Linked DNA regions of Homo sapiens: all the other regions are linked to region 4. The links are chromatin contacts, found by Hi-C or POLR2A ChIA-PET in ENCODE. All regions are on one chromosome and are shown on one strand. Each heading gives the region's core, a stretch centred on a gene start or an enhancer-like site at or near the end of the contact. The rest is flanking DNA. Distances are from core to core; before and after follow the strand shown.

What was found. A loop is a pair of places that touch in the nucleus more often than their neighbours do. ChIA-PET counts read pairs that join two places held with the same protein, here RNA polymerase II (POLR2A). Pooled maps may share reads with other maps.
Region 1: a loop to region 4 is called in a map of endothelial cell of umbilical vein, with 2.0 times the contacts of the local background. The contact joins two enhancer-like sites. A Hi-C loop is called at or near these places in 4 of 168 maps with a recorded cell type or tissue (A673, HCT116, PC-3 and 1 more), 4 of 37 single-sample maps with no recorded cell type and 8 of 50 pooled maps.
Region 2: a loop to region 4 is called in a pooled map, with 2.1 times the contacts of the local background. The contact joins two enhancer-like sites. A Hi-C loop is called at or near these places in 2 of 168 maps with a recorded cell type or tissue (CD8-positive, alpha-beta T cell and naive thymus-derived CD4-positive, alpha-beta T cell) and 7 of 50 pooled maps.
Region 3: a map with no recorded cell type shows a loop between it and region 4 (2.4-fold over the local background). The contact joins two enhancer-like sites. A Hi-C loop is called at or near these places in 1 of 37 single-sample maps with no recorded cell type. POLR2A ChIA-PET finds 5 or more read pairs at or near these places in 2 of 52 experiments (activated CD4-positive, alpha-beta T cell and activated T-cell).

The regions. Positions count from the first base shown.
Region 1 is chr2:178,765,697-178,768,612 of GRCh38, reverse strand. TTN (titin) reads left to right here. Exons shown (of 363, transcript NM_001267550.2): 39 at 458-599; 40 at 689-854; 41 at 2,001-2,232. Among named protein-coding and RNA genes, the nearest start is that of TTN, 40 kb to the left of the region's middle. Within about 2 kb of position 1,317, at least 2 of the 41 ENCODE cell types and tissues checked have a DNase peak (open chromatin) inside an H3K27ac peak, as active enhancers do.
Region 2 is chr2:178,862,440-178,865,438 of GRCh38, reverse strand. The region is part of intron 17 of CCDC141 (coiled-coil domain containing 141); the gene reads left to right. Among named protein-coding and RNA genes, the nearest start is that of TTN, 57 kb to the right of the region's middle. Within about 2 kb of position 1,483, at least 18 of the 41 ENCODE cell types and tissues checked have a DNase peak (open chromatin) inside an H3K27ac peak, as active enhancers do.
Region 3 is chr2:179,169,742-179,172,451 of GRCh38, reverse strand. SESTD1 (SEC14 and spectrin domain containing 1) reads left to right here. Exons shown (of 18, transcript NM_178123.5): 5 at 219-332. Among named protein-coding and RNA genes, the nearest start is that of SESTD1, 94 kb to the left of the region's middle. Within about 2 kb of position 1,376, at least 2 of the 41 ENCODE cell types and tissues checked have a DNase peak (open chromatin) inside an H3K27ac peak, as active enhancers do.
Region 4 is chr2:179,020,013-179,022,851 of GRCh38, reverse strand. The region is part of intron 2 of CCDC141 (coiled-coil domain containing 141); the gene reads left to right. Among named protein-coding and RNA genes, the nearest start is that of CCDC141, 29 kb to the left of the region's middle. Within about 2 kb of position 1,536, at least 5 of the 41 ENCODE cell types and tissues checked have a DNase peak (open chromatin) inside an H3K27ac peak, as active enhancers do.

The sequences.
Region 1 (2,916 bases), core at 68-2,567, 250 kb after region 4:
GTGTATCAATTAATGAATGGATAAATAAAATGTGGGATAGCCATACGATGGGATATCATTCAGCAATAAAAAGGAAGCACTACGATATGCTACAACATGGATGAACCTTTAAAACTTTATGCTAAGTGAAAGAAGCCAGAGACCATACAAAGACCACATATTGTATGATTCCATTTATATGAAATGTCCAAGATACACAAATCTATAGAGATGTAGATTGGTGGTTGCTTAGGTCTACAGGGGAGACAATAGAAAAGTCCTTGGGGTGATGGCTAAGGGTTACATGATTTCTTCTTGGGGAATGAGAATGTTCTAAAATTATGGTGATGGCTACACAATGATGAATACATGGAAATTCATTGAATTGTATACTTTAAATTGGTGGATTGTACAGTATGTGAATTATATCTCAATAAAGCTGTTAAAAATGTTAATTTTTCTACATGCTATTTTCCAGCTCGTCATATAGAATTTAGGAAACACATTAAGGACATTAAGGTACTGGAGAAGAAGCGAGCCATGTTTGAATGTGAAGTTTCTGAACCTGACATCACTGTACAGTGGATGAAAGATGACCAGGAACTGCAGATCACAGACAGGTCAGTTGTTTTGTCTTGCTACATTCCAGTAATTCCCAGTTTCCTCTGAATCACCATACGGTAAACTCGAATTTCCATTTCATCCATAGAATAAAGATTCAGAAGGAGAAATATGTCCACCGCCTTCTGATCCCATCCACCCGGATGTCTGATGCTGGGAAGTACACAGTGGTGGCAGGAGGCAACGTGTCAACTGCAAAACTCTTTGTAGAAGGCAGAGATGTTCGCATCCGAAGTATTAAAAAGGAGGTTCAGGTATTGTCTACATACTAAATGTTTTGAAAAATCATCAGTAGTCCATAATCTATCATTTTATATTTTAATGTTTCCCTTTTACATTTTCTAACCACCATCCTTTAAAGAATTAAATCAGCTCATTCTTACTTGGCTTAGACTCTCTTATGCTGACCTCAATTTAGTCACAGTTTCCACTCAGGGAATAAGGGTGTCCCTAGCAGCTGTCTAAATACGTTAATTAAAGCAGCTGTAGAAATTTCACTGTCTAATAAATGGCTGCTTGCCAAGCAGCACCAACCAGAAAAGAATTAAAATGTAAATCGTGAGGTTCACACATCAATTAGAATTAAGGAAATTTAGAACAAGGTGATATTTTCTCAGAAGGTTTCTATCTGTGGAGAGGCAAGTGTCAAGGAACTTAGTGGCTAGAAATACTTTCTGTGAAGTCTAAGAGAAAGCCCTGTCCAAGCCGTGCTGGGTTCCTGGCAAGGATGCTGGGCACTCTTGCTGTCGGCTGCATTTACAGAGCTTGTCCTCATAAGTGTCCACCATCCCAAATGATATAATGGAGGAAACATGTCTAGAGAAATACCAGTTGAGTTCAGCTTTATCATATTGCTCATCCAAAGAAAACCAGGCTTTACAGACTGTGGACTATAATGAAAAAGGCTTCAATGAGGACTCAGATAACCTGGAGATGTCTTCCATCATTTATTTGCCAATTCTGAACCTCAGTGTTCTCACTCTTAAAATGAGGATAATAATTCCTACCTAGCCCACAAAGTTATTATTCATATAAAATGAAATCAAATTAAGTAATAACTTTTTAGACAATAAAAAGCCCCCAAAGGTAAAGCATCATTATATCCCTTATTAGTAAATAAGAAGCAAACATTTAAGGATGAAATAATTGTCTCTTTGGGGCAGCTCCTTTCCTCCATGCAGCTGTAAACACAATTCTCTACAAGAGAAGTTTATGTACCATTTGTCCAATACTAGGCAGGAAAAATTAGAGAGTGCTATAATCAGCCAACTTATTACATTATAATATATTGGTTTCACATGCCATTCATTGACCAGTTTTAGAAATTGATTAACTGGGAGGAAACCAGAGCTTCAAGTTTTTGTTGTTGTTGTTGTTTTTTTATGTTGTTCCATCAACAGGTCATTGAGAAACAGCGTGCTGTTGTTGAATTTGAGGTCAATGAAGACGATGTTGATGCCCACTGGTATAAAGATGGCATTGAAATCAATTTCCAAGTTCAAGAACGACACAAATATGTAGTGGAAAGAAGAATCCACCGAATGTTTATCTCTGAGACCAGACAGAGCGATGCAGGAGAATACACCTTTGTGGCAGGAAGGAACAGGAGTTCTGTCACTCTCTATGTCAATGGTATGTAGGGACAGATTTCAGCATATTTTGTGGATCCATCAGAAATAATCCTCCTGTTTAAGTCACTAAATTCTTGTAACTTGAAGGAAATTTCTAAAGAACCTATGGTATTCATGTGGTTCCAGCTACATTTTTTTTCACATTATATCTATGGAAAAGGGAGGGCAGCTGTTAAAAGACCTATTGAGAAGTTATTTTCAGAAAGCACCTGATGGCCAGATCCTCATCTGGTTGCTCAAAACTATTGAACACCCATTGGGTGTCCATTTTCATATACCCCAGATGAGCTTCTAGATTCGCTGTTAAACTATTTTAGTTCTCTGCCCTCTGCCTGAACTGCTCAAGTCCTAGCAGCACTACCAAGTGAAAGGGGTGTTTCCAGCCTCTGATATGGAGTGCCTGGGAGAACTCAAAAGTCCTCTTTGAGACCCTGGAAGGCCTAGAGAGCCTCAGGCAATGTGGAACTCGATCCTCTCTACCCCAAGCTCTAAGAACAGGGGCTCTTACTTTGGACAGGGAATTCCACATGCTACCAAGCACTCCTGAGGAGCCTCTGAGCAGTCCCCAGGGAAGTGCTGTTAAACCTCTGCTCTCCTCATTAGAAATCTTAAGGCTGAATCTCAAGCTGACCTTGTTTTGAGTCTAACCTAGATGCAAGAGAAAAATGGAACCTCCCTTCCTATT
Region 2 (2,999 bases), core at 234-2,733, 160 kb after region 4:
TCATTTGCTTCAGTGGATACAGCTTTTTCAGGACCCAGAGGAAGGGGTGACATTGACCAGTTCGTTGCAGCCAACTCCAGCCTGCTGAAATTCTATTTAAGGGTCATTGACTCATGGTGAATCAATGGTGCCAGGGGCCAGGGAGCAGACACTTTGCTTTGGAGGCTACGAAGTATTAGCACTGAGGTCAAGTGGCTGGTTTCATATTTATTCAAACTGACTGGCTTTTCTGGCAAAACAACTCTTCAAGAAAAAAGAAATAACAGATCAAAGTGATCTTCTACATCCATGCACCTCCACATGCTTAATTCTATCTCCTCCCCCTCAACTGTAACAAATCCACAACACCTAGATATTCACTAAATCACAACCACCACCTGCTCCTAGCTAAGCTTTCCATTGAAAGGCTTACTTGTTCTGGGAGAAAACAACTCACAGATTGGGATAGCAATGGTTCTCATTCTTGACTGGGAAGTGATAGCAGAACACAAGGGTACACATAATTCTAGATTTATCTCCATTTAGAGCAAAATGTTTCTGAGCCCATTAAGCCATAAGTCCATTGGGAAAGAAGGTGGTGGAAAAGGAGGCAGTAAACTTTCTTCACTTTCTGTTTATGCCCAGTTTACATCAACTAGACCCAGCAAGTATCAAATATTATCCAACAACATTAAAGCACAGAAATAAGTATAAATAACTCAACTTTAATGGTGGCCTGGCTCTGAAGTGGCCGTTCCTGTAGGCCACACATTTACAGACCACAGGCAGGTGCAGGATGGACCATGGCTGGAAGGAAAACCAGAGGGGAAGAGAGCAAGAGTGGCTACTTGGATTCTGTTAAACAGGAGGGAAGCAGGAACTGACATCTGATAATGATGTTCATTTCAGCGGTGTGCTACAGGACTGTAGAGTTTCAGCTCATAATTTGTGTTCCAGGGAGTTACTTTTGGCTAGAGAGGCGTCGACTCTTCGGGGTTGAACCGGTAGTGTAATTTGCCCTCTACTTGATAGAATGGCCACTTCCGGTTCCTATGCTGCTGCTTACACGTCAATCACATCTTGTTAAGGAAAACCGTCAGAGCACGTTGGTCTCCCCAAGGCTACAAAATGTGGATTCATGGTTATGGAAGCTATTCCTTTACAGTCTTTCCTTAAAGTGATCTTCTTTATTCCTCTTTCTCTCTTCTTTCCTCCCCTCCCCCTTTCTTCCCGTTTTCCCTCCTTCTCTTCCTCCTCCTCTACTTCTATTTGTAAACCTTTGTCTTGCCAAAATCCTCCCTCTTTGCAGTGATGGTTGGGCTCTACATTTGCTAAAGCGCAAGTGGAGCAGGCTGAGGGGTTTTCCCAGCCCCCTCTGGCTCCGTTTCTAGCTCCCTGTAGAGCTGTGACATTTATGAAGCTGGGTCTCCCTGTTCAGGCCCTTCCAGCAGGAATTCTATTTATAGGGACTGCCTCATGATGAGACTGTGTTTGGAGCCAGCCGGCCGGGATGACAAATTTCCCTTCCTGTCAATAGTAGGTACGCCCCAGGATTGTCTGTACCGTGTCAGGAATGAGCAGCCAGATACATGCGGGTTTGATTTAGGAATCAGGTATCACTTTAGCATGCTCTTACATTTTAAGAGAGATATTCTTCCCATTTGCTTCCACTACTGATCCAGTTAATCTTTCATGTAACTTACAATTTCACATTTAAATGACCTCTGAGAACTTTGAGTCTTTGTCACTTCTCCTTTTTTGTGGACATGTAGTGCGTGTGCACACCCTGGACTTTCCCACCACAGGCCTAAGGGAAAATAATCAGAAGGAATATTTTCCGTGTCCCTTAGGAAAATAAAAATATGTGTGTTCCAGTTTATATTGTGAACAGCAGAGCCCAAACAGATGGCAGTTTCCACAGTGGTAATAATATTTGCTATCTAGACATTATTATCGTTGTTATCATTATTAGTCTTTGGGTATAGCTGCTTAAAACTTACGTAAAATTAAATATGATACGTTATACTGATTTTTTTCTGCATAAACAATTAAAATTAGATAACATGCCAGAGGACTAAACCAAGTATAGCATTTATGTTTAAAGTTGATTTTTAAACACAGTTTCACTTTCAATGTGCTTAAAGTACTGTTAGAAAGTTCACAGACTCTGACTTGCAATGGATTTTTGAGAATGTCCAGTTCAGTATGTTCATTTTTCAGATGGGAAAACTGAGGAGCATATGACTTTCATGTTATGAATATGCTACAGGACAACAGAGTTTCAGCTCAGGGTGTTCCAGGGGATCAACTTCAGGCCACAGACTCATTTGTTGGGCACCAACATGCTTATGATTTGTTAAACTCAGAATTCACCATTTACATAATATTTCAGTGCCATTCAACCACTGCATGGTCTGATGTTAAATATCTTCTTTTTTTTATGCTTTCCTCTTCTATCCCTATTTTCTGGTATATCTAAGATGTTTGTATGATCTGATATAATAGTACAGTTCATTTGGTTATTTCAAAAAAATTTCTTTCTTGACTGTGCTGTAGCTAACTTACATGGTCTTAACTTCACTGAAAGCCCTTAGAAAAGAACTCAATACCTCAAGGCAAAATAAAGTGTTCTAAATGTAATTTTTAAAAATGTAATGTGATGTGCCTTAGAGACAACGAATGATAGTTTGTGCTTTATCTTTGAGAAAAAACCATTTTTTTCCAATTTCATATGAAGACATAGGAAATTGTAGAACCTTATTTTCTTCATGTCTACCTACTAGAAAAATAATCTTCAGACTGCCAGACTTTGTGCTTTTTCCTACCCATTTCACACAAAGATACATTTGTATGCTTGAATGTTGAATATAATTCATATTTTTTCTTGCCTGACTATATAAATAAGTTGTTCATACACAAAGCACAGTAGACATATTCTCTGCCATATTACATGACACAGAAACATCATTCTTTACACATCCACATTTAGAAATGTAATAAGTAAATATCAAGCATGCTTT
Region 3 (2,710 bases), core at 127-2,626, 150 kb before region 4:
GCATTTTTTATTTGAAGTATTTTCTGAATCACCTTGTCTTTCAAGTTCTTCTTTATTGCCATGTATGTTTTGAAGTCTAGAGAATTTCTTCTTTATTATTTTAATTCTTCTCCAAAAATCTCTTATGTAGCATAATCTTGACTGTCTGGTAATTTATAAATTTAGTAAATTATTCATTTTACATGTGTAATTTGTAATTATTTTTCTGTATTTTATAGAATGTTGTTCCAGCTGAGGTGTCCCTTGTTTGTGTGGTAAAGCCAGATGAATTCTGGGATAAGAAAGTAACGCATTTTTGTTTTTGGAAGGAGAAGGATAGACTTGGCTTTGAGGTAAATGTAATCTCTTTTTTTAAAGTCCATTATATCTTTAAAAATAGTATTTTACTGAAATTATTTTTGACCGTTCAGCATTGGTTACTAAGCAGTGCTTAAGGAATGCTTAATTAGTGCCTAAGTAATAATTAGTATATGGTCAGCATTTGGATACTTGCTGAATGAAGTATGATATTTTGTTAAAGATCATGAAAGCTTTCTTGTTTTCCATTTTCAATTGTATCATTCTTTGTTAACTTCTTTGAATAAGTAGAACCTTTGTATTTAAATTTTTTTATTGCATTATGGAGAGGAAATTTAACAAATACTAGGAAATCCTGGACATTTTGGAGTTGAAATTATAGTCTATTTTTTGTGACATGTCATAATTATTTTTTAGTATCTGGCCAGTTTTAATACATGAACACAGTTATCCATTCTTTCCTACTGACTTTTTATTTCTCTCTTTTACTTTCCTTGTGTGATAGTGCATCTTACTGTAGGTTAGAAAAAAGCACTATGATGGAATGTAAATCTAAGCAGTTTGTCATATTCTTTCTTCCACACCTGTTAATTCTCAACTTCCCAGTAGGAGAGTTGATAAATAACAGACTTTACATTGTCTAAATAAAGTGTGGGAACTTTGAAGAATACAAAGACTAACTCCAACCTGGTATAATATAGGCCCTTGGAATGCTTACAGTCAGATAATAAAGATTCATTTTGGAACTTGCCATGCTATACACTCATTTTTATTTTTACCGAGGTCAATATCAGTGTATTTTTGGTATGGAGAAAAGGTTGTTAATGTATATTGGATAGAAAGATTTGAGAAAACTTAGTTTATTCTTAAAGGAGATGGCTTGAAATTTCTTAAAAATACATGGTTTTATTCTTTACTTAAAAAAATTAAGCTATAATTTACGTGCAGTGAAATTAATTCATTTTAGTGTGTAGTTCTGAGAGTTCTGACAAAACATATAAAACCACAATCAAGAAATCAGGAAGTGTCTCCTCACCCCCAGAATTCCCCTATATGCTCCTATAGTTAACTTCTCCATTTCTAGCCCCTGACTGGTGGTAGGAAAACTGTTTCTGTACTCACAAGCCCCTTCTCAGGTTTAGTAATTTGGTATATTGATTCATAGAATTCAGGGAATCACTTTACTAACATTTACTGGCTTTATATAAAGAATATAGATGAACAACCCAGATGAAGTGATACACAAAGTGCAAGGTCTAGAATGATCCAGAGCGCAGGAGCTTCGAACCCTAGGGAGTTGGGGTGCACCACCCTCATGGCCTGTGTACATGTTTATCAACCCAGAAACTCTCCAAATCATTGGCCATTAGTGATTAACTAACTCAGTCTCCAGCCTCTCTCCCTTCCCTGGAGGGAGAGGAGTGGCCATGAAAGTTTCAACTCTCTAATTATGCCTTGGTCTTTTTGGTGACAAGCCTTCATCTTGAATCTGTTTAGAGGCCCACAGCCACCACTCATCTTACTAACATCCAAAAAAACACTTATCACTCCAGAAATGCCAAGGATCTTGTAACTCTTGTGTCGATAACTGGGGACTGAGACCAAATACTGTAATAAAGGATGCTCCTGTCACCTAGGAATTACAAGGGTTTCAGGAGTTCTGTGCCAGGAACCGGGGACAAAGAGCAAATGCATATTTCTTATATCACAGTATCACAGATGGTATCAGTTTAAATCTCTTACCTATTTTTTAAAAAAAATAAGGTCTTTTTTGTTACTGGATTTTGAGAGTTTTTTATGTATTTTGTATAGAAGTCATTTATGAGACACATAATTTACAAATATTACCTCCTAGTCTATTGTTTGCCTTGTCATTCTCTTAACAGTTTTCAAGAAATTTTTTTAACTATGATGAAGTCCTCTTTTTCAGTTTTTTTTTTTTTTGCTTTCTGATTTCACAGGTGGAGAAACAGTTTTCTTTTATTAATCAGACTTTTGTTGTCATAATCTGAGAAATCTTTGCCTTACTCAAGGTCACAAAGATTGTCCTTGATATTTTCTTCTAAAAGTTGTATAGTTTTAGTCATTAAATTTAGATCTGTGATCTATTTTGAGTTAATGTTTGTGAGCTATGGTCAAGAATATGTATTTTATGACTTCAGGTTTTTTTTTTTTTTTTTGAGATGGAGTTTCGCTTTTGTTACCCAGGCTGGAGTGCAGTGGTGCAACCTCGGCTCACTGCAACCTCCGCCTCCCAGGTTCAAGAGATTCTCCTGCCTGAGCCTCCCACGTAGCTGAGATTACAGGCATGCACCACCACACCCAGCTAATTTTGCATTTTTAGTAGAGACGGGGTTTCTCTACGTTAGTCATGCTGGTCTCAAACCTCAGGTGATCTGCCCACCTCGGCCTC
Region 4 (2,839 bases), core at 287-2,786:
GGCTCTGCTCCACCTGGCTAGCTTCCCTGTCTACTGTGTGCCTCTGTCCTTGGCATTGGAAGGGACACACACACAAAATGTAAAAGGCATTCTTGGCCTCCAGAAATATATGATGTACAATATATAGAGAACAAAATGACCCTGGTAGACTCACAAAGCAGTTAAATAACAGTGAAGTCACAACATCAAGGCACTATCTGAGTAATTAAGTCCCCAGATGAAAGACACTGATCGTGAAAGTACCATAGACATATTCATGGAGAAAGAGAAATTAATTTAGCTGGAGTGGTTTCATGGGGAAGGTAGAATTTAATACAAGGTTGTGGGAATAAGTGGCGTGAGACGGAACAGTGTTTGGGGCAGGGAAGAGAGCTAGGTCTTCAAGGTAGAAAAGCTGCCTCTTTCCTCGGCTTTGGCTTCATCCTGTGAACAGACGTTAGCTTAGTGCTCGTATTTATTTATCTTTCTGTTTGGTACAAAAACTTCCTATTGTTCTAGCTTTCATCAAGTCTTAGGGAATGTGTTATTCTCTTTGTTGCTATTTTTGTATTTTATTCAAGCATGGTAGAGTTCAGATTCCCCAGTAAAACACACAATGGTATTCTTGATAAGCTTCCAGGACTGTTTTTTCGGTCACTTGAAAGGCCACAGAACTCTGCAAAAAAGGTAGTGAAATCCAAACAAATCCAAGCGTACAGACCACTCCCTCAAACAGCAGAAACTACTATTAATTATTTGGTCCATACACCTGTAGATTATTTCTAATTACATTATTTACTTCATTTAACAGAACAGATATGGAAGAGTCATTTGTACGCAAATATCCAAAAAGAAAAAATTAAGGAGACGCATTTATAAGAATTAATGTTGTAGAGCCTTTTAGATGCATTGAAATGTTTTAAAATACTATCTTTTATTAGGCCTATGCAAAAGAAATATTTTTGGAACAATTATTTTGCAGTAAACTGAGAAGAAAATATCTGATCTGGTTCCATTTACATTATACTTAGTCTCATAATTATAAAGGGACTAAGTTGTAGCTGGCATTTCCATTATAAACAGATTTTATGGTCCTTTAATAAATGGTTCTAGTTTGAAGAGTGACCAAGAAAACACAAATCCTTATTTTTTAAATCCAAATGGACTGATTCAATACAATGTCAGAATTTTCCAAGTTGCTTTTCATAATTTTGTCTCTTTCTGTTACTGTGTATGTCACTGACATTTCCTACTGACGGCAGAACCATTTCATCTTTTACTCATTTGGTTTTAGCACAGGAGCCCCTGAAAATTAAAGAGTTGACACAAGAATTCTCAATTCACTGAGGGCTGTGGTCTAGCTTTCAGTTAGAGGTGATTTCCACTCGGGACAGCTGTGACCCTCAGGTTTTCAGCAGCTCATTAGCTGCAGCTTCTATTTCAAACTGAAGCCAATCAGAATACTAGTTCTGTTATTTGTGTGCCAGTTTGGATTAGGGGCAGCCTATACAAATAGGACAGGGTAACACCCCCTTCAGATAGGCATGGGCAATTAGGTTTGCATAGCTAAAATTAAGTGGTGGTATGTTCATTTCTCTTTCACCAGAAAAAATAGTTGAAGCCAGAAATTCATTATGCCTGTCAGCAGTATGTGTAAACTCAAAATCAAATTCAGCATGGTTTACAACGGAAGGTACAACCTACTTCTTAGTGAAATAAAGGCATAAAATGCCTATAAAAGGAAGTATGTAATTTCCAAAGTATTTATTATCTTATAATTATCTTACATTTTGGTTACTATTAATGATGGTGATTATGCTAAGTTACTAACTTTTATGGAAGACTGAACAGTAGCCAGGTGATGTGCTAACAATCACATGCTAATCAGCCCGCATGTGAGAAAGGATTTGTTATCAACATCAAGGTTTTCCTTACATCCCTGAAATCATACCACGTATTTGCTTATTTATTCCATCAACATTTATGGCTAACCCTAACTGCCATCAGGAAATGTTGAAGCCTGTAGAAATATAAGCATTGCATGTAACTGAGCTGTAACCACTAAAATATCTTCATAGAATCCACATAAAACTAGATTAGAATAATTAACATTACATAAATGCATGCATACTTACTTTAGAGACTGCTTTCATATCATTGTCTCATTTTAGTATATATAATAAGGGCCAGTGTGGTATGGACTCATTTTCACAGGTAAGGGAGCTGAGTCTCAGGGAGATTAAGGGACTTGCTCAGGTTTATTAACTGGCTGAGCTGGGACTCACACTCTGATTAAAATCTCATTTTCATGATCTTTCCATGATGTTGGATCCTGTGGCTTCCTGGCACAAGCTGAGCATGGAAGCCTGCTGCTATCTAGAAATATACACCTGATCCCATGAGAAGTGCTATCATATCACAGCCAACGTGGTCTCATGGGATCAGGTGTATATTTCTAGGTAAGCCTAAGACTGGCCCAGTTCCAGCTTGGAGGATTCTGACATGCAGATCCTTAGTTCCCCTGCGTGGGGCAGTGTTGATCAGCCCAGAGTAGCACTCTGGCACACTGGATAGGAGTGTGGGGACTACATAACTGACAAAGAGTAGGAAAATATTTAGGTAAAATTATGCTTTTGGATTTTAACCCTAAAGCTCCTTACATTGTTGAGTGAGAGAAAAAAAACCACACACCTGTATTTGAAATACACATGCCCGTTCTATGGAACTTTTTGGATTCTACATGACGGTTATAACAGTCTTTATTGCTAATAAATATGAAACTATTTTCTCTTATCTTATCTATCAAATGATCTTTCCAGCTGGGCATAGTGGTCCATGCCTGTAATCCTAGCACTTTGGT